Regions from separate parts of the Homo sapiens genome. Here region 2 is linked to region 1. Evidence: chromatin contacts called from ENCODE Hi-C data. All regions are on one chromosome and are shown on one strand. The core of a region is the stretch at or near the end of the contact, and the rest is flanking DNA. Distances in the headings are between cores, read along the strand shown. Region 1 holds the start of CFAP69 (cilia and flagella associated protein 69). Region 2 holds the start of SRI (sorcin).

What was found. Hi-C counts contacts between places; a loop is a spot of excess contacts on that map. Pooled maps may share reads with other maps.
Region 2: a loop to region 1 is called in a map of naive thymus-derived CD4-positive, alpha-beta T cell, with 9 times the contacts of the local background. The contact joins the promoter of SRI here to the promoter of CFAP69 in region 1. A Hi-C loop is called at or near these places in 4 of 168 maps with a recorded cell type or tissue (CD4-positive, alpha-beta memory T cell, CD8-positive, alpha-beta T cell and naive thymus-derived CD4-positive, alpha-beta T cell), 5 of 37 single-sample maps with no recorded cell type and 17 of 50 pooled maps.

What each region holds. Positions count from the first base shown.
Region 1 is chr7:90,241,460-90,247,679 of GRCh38, reverse strand. CFAP69 (cilia and flagella associated protein 69) reads right to left here and starts at 2,506. Exons shown (of 23, transcript NM_001039706.3): 1 at 2,136-2,506. The coding sequence starts at 2,255. LOC107986819 (a long non-coding RNA gene) reads left to right here and starts at 2,549. Exons shown (of 2, transcript XR_007060423.1): 1 at 2,549-2,603; 2 at 3,601-6,220. It also overlaps a transcript of STEAP2 not described here. RefSeq lists an enhancer at 1,129-1,641.
Region 2 is chr7:88,216,202-88,222,421 of GRCh38, reverse strand. It overlaps SRI (sorcin), which reads left to right and starts at 2,384. Exons shown (of 8, transcript NM_003130.4): 1 at 2,384-2,446; 2 at 3,480-3,563; 3 at 5,231-5,300. The coding sequence starts at 2,396. It overlaps SRI-AS1 (SRI antisense RNA 1), which reads right to left and starts at 5,762. Exons shown (of 3, transcript NR_120517.1): 1 at 5,665-5,762; 2 at 3,198-3,673. It overlaps LOC124901691 (a long non-coding RNA gene), which reads left to right and starts at 5,838. Exons shown (of 2, transcript XR_007060419.1): 1 at 5,838-5,979. RefSeq lists silencers at 2,162-2,661, 3,309-3,398.

The DNA.
Region 1 (6,220 bases), core at 1,257-3,756:
GAGACGGGGTTTCACCATGTTGGCCAGGATGGTCTTGATCTCCTGAACTCGTGATCTGCCCTCCCCAGCCTCTCAAAGTGCTGGGATTACAGGTGTGAACCACCACACCCGGCCTATATATATTATTTAATTTAATCTTTACAATGGACATGAGTACTGTCATTATCTCCATTTGATAGAAAGGTTAAGATACTGGTCTTTGGTCACATAGCTGGTAAGTGATGAAGCTGACAATGAACTGAAGTAGTTGTGATACTCTCACCTTTAGCCACTAGGATATACTGTCTCAGAAGCACACACAGGCAGAAGAGAAGTTTGCAAATGTGCAGTGGTTTGAAAGAACTGGAAACAGTTCCCAGGATCTTTCCTAAACTGGCCTAAGGCAGAGGCCTAAAAGGTTATCATTTTTTCGTTCCAGGGTCTCTAGACCCCCATTCTATGAGTAAAGAAACTGAGTAACTCAGTTAACTTCTCATGAACTTAGGGTTCTCATTTGTAAAAACAACCACAGGCAAAAAACAAGAAGGCTGAGGATCACTAAGATTTCTCCCAGCTATAAAAAGTTCCTATTCTATTTCTTTGGGGAGAAACTACCTTTTTCCTCAGTACTTCGAAAATGTTACTACTCTTAGAATTAGTAATTAACAAGTCAGAAACATGAATTAATGCAAATTGATTGCTTTCTTCTTGGAAGAGAATCCTAGGCCCTGGAAAGAGCAGTAGTAATGAAAGAAAAGAAAGAAAATTAAAATGGGGAGAAAATGCACACACATATACACAGGTATACTTGTTTCATTTGGTATGTTTTGGACTATTTTGGCAATGGCTTTTAAAAAGTATTTTTCCCTAAAAAAAAAAAAAAATCCACGCTTGCTTGCCTTGTATAACGTTGCCCAATTTTTCTTGGAGCAAGTAAAGGAAGACTGAGAGCCATCAGTTATCAAATTCACATACTTTTCAGTTTTGCCCCTTGCCTGGGAGTATGGCTGTATTGTTGATCTTTCTTGCAGCCCAGGGAGTGGAGAGCTATTGTTCCTCAAAATTCTCCCCGCCCAGAGGGGAATAGGTCCACAAAATCGATTAGGCAAATTCCCCTAACACCTATTTCTCCTCATGCAAAATGCTGTTGCTCCGCAGGTTACTGCGTAAATGTCAGACCTCAGAGAGCTCAACTCTATTCCCCAGTCAACTGACCACTCCCAAGGAACTCTCCAAGGCTCCAGGATGTGAACGCAAGAGACAGGGTTCCTGACGCAGCCTGAGATTTGAGAAGCCTCAACAGGAATTCCCACAGTGGCCCCACACCATTAGTGTGAGGCAGGACAGGGTTCCTCCAGGAATTCGCGGCTTTTAAGGCACGATCAGGGCTCTCTGGGGGATCAATGGAATCCTAGTAGGAAACAAACAACTTGGGGTTTCTAAACACCTCCGCCTCGAATAGAGATCCAAGGGCCTCAAATGGAATTTCTCAACAGATCAACTTCCAAGAGTGAATTTTGTATTCATAACAAAAGCAAACCCAAAACCAAATACAGTACAAGCATAATAAAACAAATCAACTCTATTCTCTCCCGGTTCTCTCCGACCCAACGTGTAACAACCAGCTTCCAATTTCATATTTTAAAAATGCTTAATTTCTAATTTAACAGCGTTTTCCTCCCCTCTGGGTGCAGGCTTTAGTCGCAGCAAATTTAAGCATGGGAAAATTTACATCTATATCAAGAACATCACTCGGTAACAGGGATCTACGTATTAAAAAGTTCAGTTCAAACTGATCAGGTCATCAAATCAAGATTTTGCTAAGAATGATTCCTTTCCTCCCTGTAGCTCTATGACCACTTTTCGAAGAAGCGCGGCAAAACCCCGCCTACTCAGTTTGCTAGGACCCTCCAGGAGGACCACACAGCGCTGGTCCCCAGACAGGATGGTTGACAACAGCCAGCCCCTCGCAACCGGTGCAGTTCGCAGGGGGTGGGGGATCAGGATTAGCTCTGCGCTTGGAATCTCCATCCCGCGGCTTCCCCCATCTTCACTCCTGTCCCCAGTTCCACCCTTGCCACCCCCAGGTCTGGACCCCGTCTCGAGACTTCACTCCCACCCCCTCCACCTCTGAAAGCACAGACACCTGCTCATACCTGCGCCTCATCGTCCTCCGTCACCACCCCAACCACCGGGATTTGACTGGAACTGCTAGACTTGTTCCTGATGCCGGATTCCTGGGCCTCGGCGGTCGCCCCGGCTTCCTCTGTCCACATGGCCGGTGGCGGCGGGGTGGAGAGTGGGGGGATCTTCCTGTCCTACAGTGCGCCCGCAGCCGCTGGGCCCAAAGAGGCCCCGCCACCGAGAAGGGAAGGCAGCCTGAGAGTCGCTAGAGTCGCGAAAGGTCCCAAAATTCCGCCAGGGGCCTAGGCCACCGCCATACAGTCCGCTTAGCGCCGCTGCCGCCCCCCAGTTGACCCAGACCTCTGATCCCGGGCCGGTTGTTAACACAAGCCAGCGCGTTGCTAGGGGGCGGGGCCAGAGGCTACGGAAAGCCGGAGAGCCAAACCACCCCAAAGCCTAATTGCACTCCGCGCCCGGCAGGGCGAGTTTGCAGGCTTGCGGTAAGGAGCCTGCAGGATGCACCTCGGTAGGTAGCGGGGAGTGGTGCCTTAGGCTCCCGGTGTGTTTCGGTCTTCATAGTCTTGCTTCAAACAGGCATGAGTGGGTGGAGGGGTGAGGGATGTCTATGGGATACGTTAGGCGTGATACGATGGACGGATAGTGTTGAAAGCGTTTCTCTCACCCCAGGGAAGTGACCAGTCTCGCTTACATTCCCCAGCTTTTATCTGTACTTTAGTGGCCCAACTGGACAGTTAAATAAACAAACATAAAAGGTATTGTACAGAATGTTAAAAGGCTTTTGAGTCAGTTTATTGAATCTAGAGCGAGTTATCCCTTGAAGTCTCACTTTTCTCATCTGTAAAATAGGACTGTTGTGAGGATTGAATGAGATGACAGTGTTTGTTAAGTGGTGCTTGGCACAGCATCCCGTATGGTCAAGATTATCATTATCTTTATTACTGTTTGAGAACTAAAAATTAAATCCTAAGCCCCACAACCGACTGAACGGACCCCCTTTTGGCCAAGAGGACCCCCGATAAACCTTAAAAGCTGAATTCCTCGCCCTGACGGGACGGAAGGACGGACACGCCTCGCTATACCCCCCTACCTCCTCCCTTTTCACGTCCCCCTCACCCCTGGTTTTTTGAGACAGGGTCTCACTGTGTCCCCCAGGCTGGAGTGCAGTGGCAGGATCGTAGCTCTGCAACCTCCAACCTCTGGCTCAAACGATCCTCCCGCTTCAGCCTCGGGAATAGCTGGGAGTACAGGTGCACATGCCACCAAGCTCGGCTCCCCCTCCCTTTGAGGGCTTAGACTCAACAACTGACCAGCATTAATGTTAAAATGGAGATCAGAAGGCTAACAGAATGGACTCTGTGGCAATAACAAATTATAAGCAAGACCTAAGGCCATGCCAGGCAAGAGTTAAGTCACTCACACCTACACTTAAAGAATAACCTTTGTTTTAACTGCTGCAATGTTTTTATTTTTCTCTAGCTGTTAAATAAGAACTGCCCTCGACATAAGCAATATTGAAATAATTGCAGCTCATCCATGGCCAGATGTTGACTAACAAGACCCTCCTGTTCCACAAGTCATAACTGCAGGTTTGATTGGACAAGGGACCGATTCAGTAACTTTCCCCTGATAAAAGACCACCCACTATGGACTGGTTCTGGCAGGTTTACAGAGACTGAGCACTAGTACATTCATGTCTCTGCTTCTCCTTTTGATGTATAGGGACTGTAATGCATTTAAATGTTAAGTTTCCACTCCACAGTGAGCATGGGATGCATGTCACATGCATGTTTATTCAGCACCCCTCTTAGTGAAGATTCACAGCTCTTCTTACAATCTGTTGAATATGTCTGTTTAGCCAACTCATTCAGCATAAAGCTTCTGCTCCAACCCCACCTCCTTCAAAGTGCCTGTTGACTGTCTCTGTGGGAGCCTGGGCTTCCCAGCCTGCAGAATGGCCAGCCTGCAGGTTGTAACTCATTATAAGAAACAAAGTCTCCTTTCTAAATTTATAGATCTTATGATTTTTCAGTTGACATGTTGTTGCCTATCCATTGTAGACTGAATAATAATACAAGAAGGGTCAAGACTATAATGGAAAGCTTCTCATGATGATCATCAGTATAATTTAATAACTCAAACACCATAACTGAAAATTTAAAAAACTCTAACTCTTTTAATCTGTTTTTTAAACTTTCAAAAATTATTCAAGATTTAAACGTGCATTTTTGTATCTTCCATAGAATTTATGAATTTAAAATTACATATAAATTCAATGAAAATAAATATTACTTCACTTCTCAGAGCTTCTCTCCTCATTTCTAGAATGAGGTTGATAAGTGATTTTGAAGGTTCCTTCTGCCTCAGACGTTGAATATTTCTGGCCCTAAAAGAAAAATGGTAACACTAGATTAGGACTGGCAGCATTTGATTGTAAATCCTAGCCGAAGAGACCAAGTTTTGTTGAGAGTAGTGAGCATTTCTAGCACCTGTTTCCACACTTCTAGTCATTCTTCCGCTTTTCTCATCCTCAGCCCTCTGAAACTGTGAGATCACCAACACTTGGGGTCAAAGTCTATTAACATTTTTCAGTTCTCATCCTGTTATACTAGTCTGTAGTATTTTACACTGTTGACCCCTCTCCTCTTTTTACAACCCCCTTGCCTAGGCTTCCACATTCTTTTTGTTTTTCTTTCATCTCTACAGCTACTCATTGGTATCTTTATGGGCCCAGCATGCTTCTGCTGCACCACTCTGCTGCCTAGCTACTGATAGATATCTTTAGAACCATTCTTAGGCCTTATTACATCTAGAGGGCAGTTTAGTAGGTCTAAGGTTGCTTCCACCTAGGGAAAGTGCAAAGCATGTTAAGTGTTTTATTCATATGACTTAAATTGCTGTTACACAGTCCAAGTAAACCACATCGAAAGGAGACTGAAACTACTTGGATGAATACAATGGAATCCTGTGGAATGGCACCCCAAACCAAGATGGTGGCAGAGAGCTGACAATTGGATTATTTGCATATCCTTTGTGTGGTCATCCTAGCATCTCAGGATCAGGAAAGATGAAGAGGAGGGAGGGGAAAGGAAAAATTTCCACTTAAAGTAGAGCTTGCCTAGGAGACATCAACTGACTCTTGTATTTTAACAGCACAGGCTGAAGCTGATAAGGGTCTTTAAGCCTCAGTAACCTTAGACAGGCACCTTCCTCACTGGACCTAACTGAAGAGACTTTCCTGACTAGTGAACAATGGGATATTTATTTTATTTAACCAATGGTGTAGAGACCTATATATTCATTCTGCCCCATATCCAGAGTGCCAGTTTCCAATGCTTAATTAGCATAAGCCCCATAAGCTCCCCACTTCTAACATTTAAAAACCCCTGACTTTCCCTCCTCAGTGAAATTCTTCATGGAGTAAGTTCTCTTGCTTGGCAAGTTAATAGACTCAGCTTTGTAATTTTTTTTTTCTAGCTCTAACGGTATTTGTTTTACTCATGGACAGGTGAGAAGGACAAGGGTAGAGGAGTCTTCAAACACCCCACAGCCAGCCATCTTGGGTGAATTACTGCAGTTTTCGAAAGGTGCCAGCAGGTTTCCTCCCGCATAACATTTGCATTATGTTGTACATGCCACCGTCTTCAGATGGCTAATCCCTATGAAATTCAGTTAACATGACATTTTCTAGGAAACCTTTACATCCTTTGCTGTGTTGGGTGCAACCTTGTCTGTCATTCCGTTTTTGTACTCATCACATACTTAATGGTATCAACTGGTTCAGCAATTGGACCCCTTCCTACTGTACTGAGATTCTTGAGAGTCACTTTGATATGCACCCCAGACCCTCAGCATACTGTCTAGAGCAGTAGTTTTCAAAACCTAATGTGTATCAGAATCGTCTGGAGAAATAGTTAAAACAGAATCTCAAGCCCTACCTGCAGAGTCTCTGCTTCAGTAAGTCTGGGTGAGGCCCAAGGATATGTGCTTTTAACCAGTTCCCAAACAATGTTGATGCTATTGGTCTGGAGAACATACTTTGGGACTTCCTGGTCCATATCATACTAGTCACTCAAAAAATGTTCATTAAAAGATTTCA
Region 2 (6,220 bases), core at 1,135-3,634, 2.0 Mb after region 1:
GCAAATCAAAACCACTATGAGATACCATCTCACACCAGTTAGAATGGCAATCATTAAAAAGTCAGGAAACAACAGGTGCTGGAGAGGATGTGGAGAAATAGGAACACTTTTACACTGTTGGTGGGACTGTAAACTAGTTCAACCATTGTGGAAGTCAGTGTGGCGATTCCTCAGGGATCTAGAACTAGAATTACCATTTGACCCGCCATCCCATTACTGGGTATATACCCAAAGGACTATAAATCATGCTGCTATAAAGACACATGCACACGTATGTTTATTGCGGCATTATTCACAATAGCAAAGACTTGGAACCAACCCAAATGTCCAACAATGATAGACTGGATTAAGAAAATGTGGCACATATACACCATGGAATACTATGCAGCCATAAAAAATGATGAGTTCATGTCCTTTGTAGGGACATGGATGAAATTGGAAATCATCATTCTCAGTAAACTATCGCAAGACCAAAAAACCAAACACCGCATATTCTCACTCATAGGTGGGAACTGAACGATGAGATCACATGGACACAGGAAGGGGAATATCACACTCTAGGGACTGTGGTGGGGTGGGGGGAGGGGAGAGGGATAGCATTGGGAGATATACCTAATGCTAGATGACGAGTTAGTGGGTGCAGCGCACCAGCATGGCACATGTATACATATGTAACCAACCTGCACAATGTTCACATGTACCCTAAAACTTAAAGTGTAATTAAAAAAAAAATTCAATTCTTTAGCAGTAAAGCAGTGGGAAGATGTCTAAGGACAACTGATATGCCAATTCGTATAGCCGTTTATCCACGAAGCTAATTCTGCAGTACTTAAAAATATTTTATATGCTTTATACTTCTTTCAAACTTGAGTCTTGAGCTTGTACTCAACATCGAGTTCGGCCCTGACATCTACTCTTTATAGTCGGTTACCTCTTTCTGAAGAAACAGGCTTCCAAAGAGAGACCAGGGGACTCATTAGATGTCTCATCTACCTTGATGATTGCTACCTTGATGATTGAAAACAGTAACCTGCTTCCTGAATCAAACACAAAACAGGCAACATGCAGTGTCTTTGCTATGCCACAACAGGGACTATTAGAATTTTTCTCACAATTCGGACTTTGGTTTTCAAAAGGGCTTGCGAGGGAAGTTACACACAAGAGAAAAACAATGAACCGAATGAGGACAATAGCCCACGAATTTAGAATGGAGGAAGCCCGTCCACCACAGCGAAAAAGCACAGTACCACATTGGCGGGTGCTCCAATATTTGTGAAATGTTGATGACCCTTTAAATGTTTCTGTGCAACCTCCACAACAAATACTGTGAATCTTGCTTATTAATGCGTTTCTCAATACGTTAAAATTCAGGAAATCATTAAGTCTAGTCCTTAACAGTGAAGGGCAAGCAATTTTCTGTCATTGAAATTACACAAAACAAAACAAAAAGCTCACGCCTGAATTGCTTCGGACTATTCAACTGGAAGATAGAAAAATATATGAAGTAAAGAAGAATAACCTACATAGAAGTTCCTATCTCTTATCTTCCTGAATACTTACCAGTACACTATTAGTTTGTTCTAAACTTTTCTTATATAAAAAGTAGCTGAATACTTTTAGGGAAATGGATTGTTTTGTCTGAATCATCCAGATAATTCAAACAATTCATTTTCCTAAGAACGATATGTGTGAGTCTGTCCTGCCCGGAAAATGCCCTCTGTCCTACTCAGGACACAAGTCACGCTCAGCTTAAACAGGCAAGGAATTGTCCCCTAGGAAGGAAATACGCCGTTGTCGTTCAGTGAACTCTGCAACCAACAGCAAGCCAAACTCTCCCTTGCACACAGTTCGTCAAGTTAATTCTTATTTTCCAAGGGCGCTTTCGTATTTCCATCTTTCAAAGACTCCTTCACCCACTGGCACCTAAGGCTTGCCCTAACGCATCCAGCCCCTGCCTCGCGATGGTGCGCTCCGCTTATAATAGCTCCGTCCTGTCCAATAAAGTTGTTTAAAATAAGAAATGTGCCAGATAATAGCCAAGTCCGAAGGAAAAAAAAAAAAAAAGAATTCCTGGGGTGGTGTATTGGTGTTGGAATGTGCCATTAGTTTTGGAGGGAGGAAAGTCCCTGGTGTGAATTGCCTCGCAGGTCGTAGGCCGCCACTGGACCTTCAGTCGTGCACTGCATTAGCGCCGTAATGGCAAAGATACGAAGAAGCGCGCAGGCAGGGGAGCCACGGCCGCGCGCACAGGCAAGAGCTGGAGACGACTGCGGAGCGCGTCCCCCACGCCCGCGTGGTGCGCTCTGGGGCGGCCCCCTAGCGGCAGGGCGGGGCGGGGCAGGGGGCGGAGAGGCCTGGCGCACAGGGCGAGGGCGGCTGCGGCGCAGTCTGCAGCATGGCGTACCCGGGGCATCCTGGCGCCGGCGGCGGGTACTACCCAGGCGGGGTAAGTGCTGACTGCGCGGGATCGCGGCCCAGGCGGCTCCGGGGCGCTAAGAGGCCACCTTGGAGATGCTGCGGCCAGCGGGGTGAGGCGCTGCTGGGCGGCTACCCGGGCTCCTTCCGCCCTCGGCTTCTCCCTGCGCTCGCGGCCTCGCCCTAGGCCCCTGGGGTTCGGCCTCTCCCCACGTTTCCCCGTCCCTTCTCCTGGATGGCCCTGCGGGGCCAAGGTGAGGGTGGATTGGGACCCTAGAAGCCCACCCTGCGGCTTCTCGGATACGCGGCGTGAAATCGTGTTAATTGGGTGTTGGCTGACCCCCACCCCACCCCACCCCCGCCTTCTTGGTTGCCTCCCAGAGCAACAACAGTCATTTTATTCTAGAATGATATACCTTCCTCCCTTTAAAAAACAAACAAACAAACAAACAAACAAACAAACAAAAAACGAGTGAGAAGGGGGACGGAAAAAAAGGGAAAACCTGCTGAAGTAAAAGACCTGTAGGAAGGCAGCCTCGCCGGGCGTCTGGGATGCGCGTTGTCTTGGGAACTGTTTCCGAGACAGGCAATGTTCCCTCGCCACCCACGAGATACAGCCCGGCCGGACACCTTACTCTTCCCTAGGCTACACCCGTCTCAGAATGTTACCAACTCCAGCCTTCCATCGTTCATAAAACGCTCTTAAAATACCATAAATGCTGTAACAACAAAAGGAGAATTTGAAGCCCTGCCATTCGTTGGCTTACCTAGTTTGCACTCACCTCAGTAACCTTCAGGTTAATAGGGATTTTAAAAGTTGCTTTACATATGTAGACATCACTTTCACAGCAACTCTTTATGGTCTAAGTCGCCAGTTTTTAAATTACGGGGTGTGAATGGAAGAGAGGGGTGGAGTGTTGGCAGAGTGTGCCCGGTGGTGGGGAGGTGAGCCTTGTGAAGGGCGGGCAGGCGGGCAGTTGTCTGGCCTTGCACAAAAGCCCTCAGTGGTGAAAGAAGAAAACTTGATTCGGCAGAATGACGTGTATGTGTTTCCTGTTTCACAGTATGGAGGGGCTCCCGGAGGGCCTGCGTTTCCCGGACAAACTCAGGATCCGCTGTATGGTTACTTTGCTGCTGTAGCTGGACAGGTTAGCTTTTCCCTTTAATATTAAAGAGCCGTTATTGTCTGCATTTGTGGTAGCTTTTGATATAGTGACACAGAAAAGCGAACTTCCTGTGGTACTGAGTCCCTTTGCTTCTGCAAAAGAAAAAAAAAGTTGTTTCTTATTTTAGTTTTTTATTTCTGAATGTTCAGAATAAATGAGGACAAAGTGTTACTCGTATTTATGTGAGTTCAGTTCGAAAGCAAACTTGTGGTTGAATTAAAGGGTCCAGGATGGTTTCAAGCGAAAAAATTCAAGATCTGGTAAATATAAACGCTTGTTTGTACAACTTAAAGACATATATTAGTAATTACATAGCTCGATTCTAATGGGCACTTTCTTTGGGTTGAACTTGATTGCTAATCATTCACCCCCTTAGGAAATATGGTAAAAACCCACCAGCTTCTAAATAAGGAAGTTACTGTTCCCTTCTTAGTATCAGAAAGTTAATCTTGTGAACAGTGTAGTTTCTCTTTGATGCAGATGCTGTTACTAGGTCAGCCCCTCCATGTCCTTATTAGGTGTTCTGGCCTGTTGACCCAGAGAAGCAATTAAGGTCAGCTCCCCAAGACCTTTCACTTGTCTGCATTCTGAGTTGTATGACAGGTGCTATCTTACATTGACAGGTGCTATCTTACATTGAGAGAGGACACTTCCCTAGTTCATGAGGTCACTGTGTGCAGTAAATATACTGTTGGTATAACCCAGACACGTCCAGAGGAGATGTTTGTTCTTATGAATTCAACCTAGTTTTGTTTTGACCAAAAGCTAGAAATAGCAAAATCTTAATGTGAAAACTGTAGAATATTATGGGATAAAAAACCTAAGACCACTTTTAAGGTAGTACTCTAAGAAATACAGCTTAAGAAATTGAATGGAAAATATAGTCTAAAACTGGAAGACCTTCCCCTTAAGTATCTACTTAAACTGTTAATGATCTGTATCTTTGAAACCACAAGGCATGGCAAACCTCAAGACTAGCATTCTTAGATTGCCAGTGCCTCCAGCATGTAAGTGACTCCACCTGCTTAGCTTTCAGCAGCCCTGGCCTGTATTCAGCATACCCATTGTCTTTCAAATTGCTGATCTTGCTCCTCATTTATAACTTATAATACCCAGTGACTTGAAGATTTAGGTATTTTATTTTAAAGTCCCTAAAAATCACATATATCTAGTTCTTTCCCAGTTCAGCCAGTGAATGGGCACTGGGAACCTAATGTGAATCTTCCAGATGTATTTGTGCTCTGAAAAAAATGATTCACTATATCATAAGAAAAAGTGACCAAGGAGGCCTTTTTCTGTTTGAACCAAGCCTTCTATTTATTGATGTCTGCTTTGTACCTTGCTCTCTCCACCCCCATCAAAAAAAAATATTTTAAAATGTTTAGCTGTAGCAGTTTGCTAGCTCAGATTGAGAGAAGAGTAGTTGCCAAGACAGACTCTTTCTTTCATCATTAAATTACTTTTGGAAGTGGGTTAAGGAAAAGAATGCCCACTTTTGGAAGGCATTCCTTTTAATAAAAAAAAGGCATTCCTTTTAAATAAAAAAAAGATACTGATTTTCTTTGTTGTTATTGCTTCATTGAATGCTGAAGGTAAACAACTTGAAAGTACAAATCACTATTATGATTCCTCTAATTTTTTTTCAAAAGGATGGGCAGATAGATGCTGATGAATTGCAGAGATGTCTGACACAGTCTGGCATTGCTGGAGGATACAAACGTAAGTTGACAGTCCCAAAGTTTGTCTAAATATACTCTTGTGTTTCCTATCTTAGCTGTTACTTGTGATTACAGCCTTCAAGAAAACTGAGCTTGTCGGATCTAGCAAAGTTTAGAATTCCGAAAGCTAAAATACAGTACTATTTCAAAATGTTGATTTGAAAACAGTTTTTAAATCACTCCAGGCTGGGCACAGTGGCTCACACCTGTAATCCCAGTACTTCAGAGGCCCAGGCAGGAGGATCGCTTGAAGCCAAGAGTTTTTGGCTGCAGTAATCTATGATTGTACCACTGCACTCCAGCCTGAGCAACAGAGCAAGACCTTGTCTTTAAAATAATAATAATAATAAATTATTCCATCCTACCTGCCAATCTAGTGGATTTCTCAGATTTGGGTTTTGTGTACCTAGAACCAGTGAGACAGTTTGGGTGGCCTCCTTCACAGAGGACAAGGTAGGGTGCTGAAATGGAATCTGCCAGGTCAGGGGTCATTAACTGACATTAGGAACTGATATTTACTGTTATTTGCCAAGAGCCTACTCTGCCCTGACCTGGTGGCACTTAGGGCTTTGAGTTGCTGCCCTGCACCCCTGGTCCCTGAGTGGCCTATCCTGCACTCCTGGTCTCTGAGCTTTGGGCATGCTCCTGCTAACATAAGTGGTTGCCATGACATCCCTCAGGTCTTTCCTCTTCCACTTCATAGAATGTATTCAGGCTAAGTGGGAAGTGGCCTTTCTACTTACTGGACCTGCTGCTCCATAATTCAGCCCTTACCCTACCCCTGCCTTTTGAACACTCTGCCATGAGCTGAGAGTAATGAAATACTGCAAAGATGCTCCATCCCTGGCAGGGCACAGTGGCTCACACCTGTAATCCCAGCACTTTAGGAGACTGAGGTGGGAGGATTGCTTGAGCCCGGGA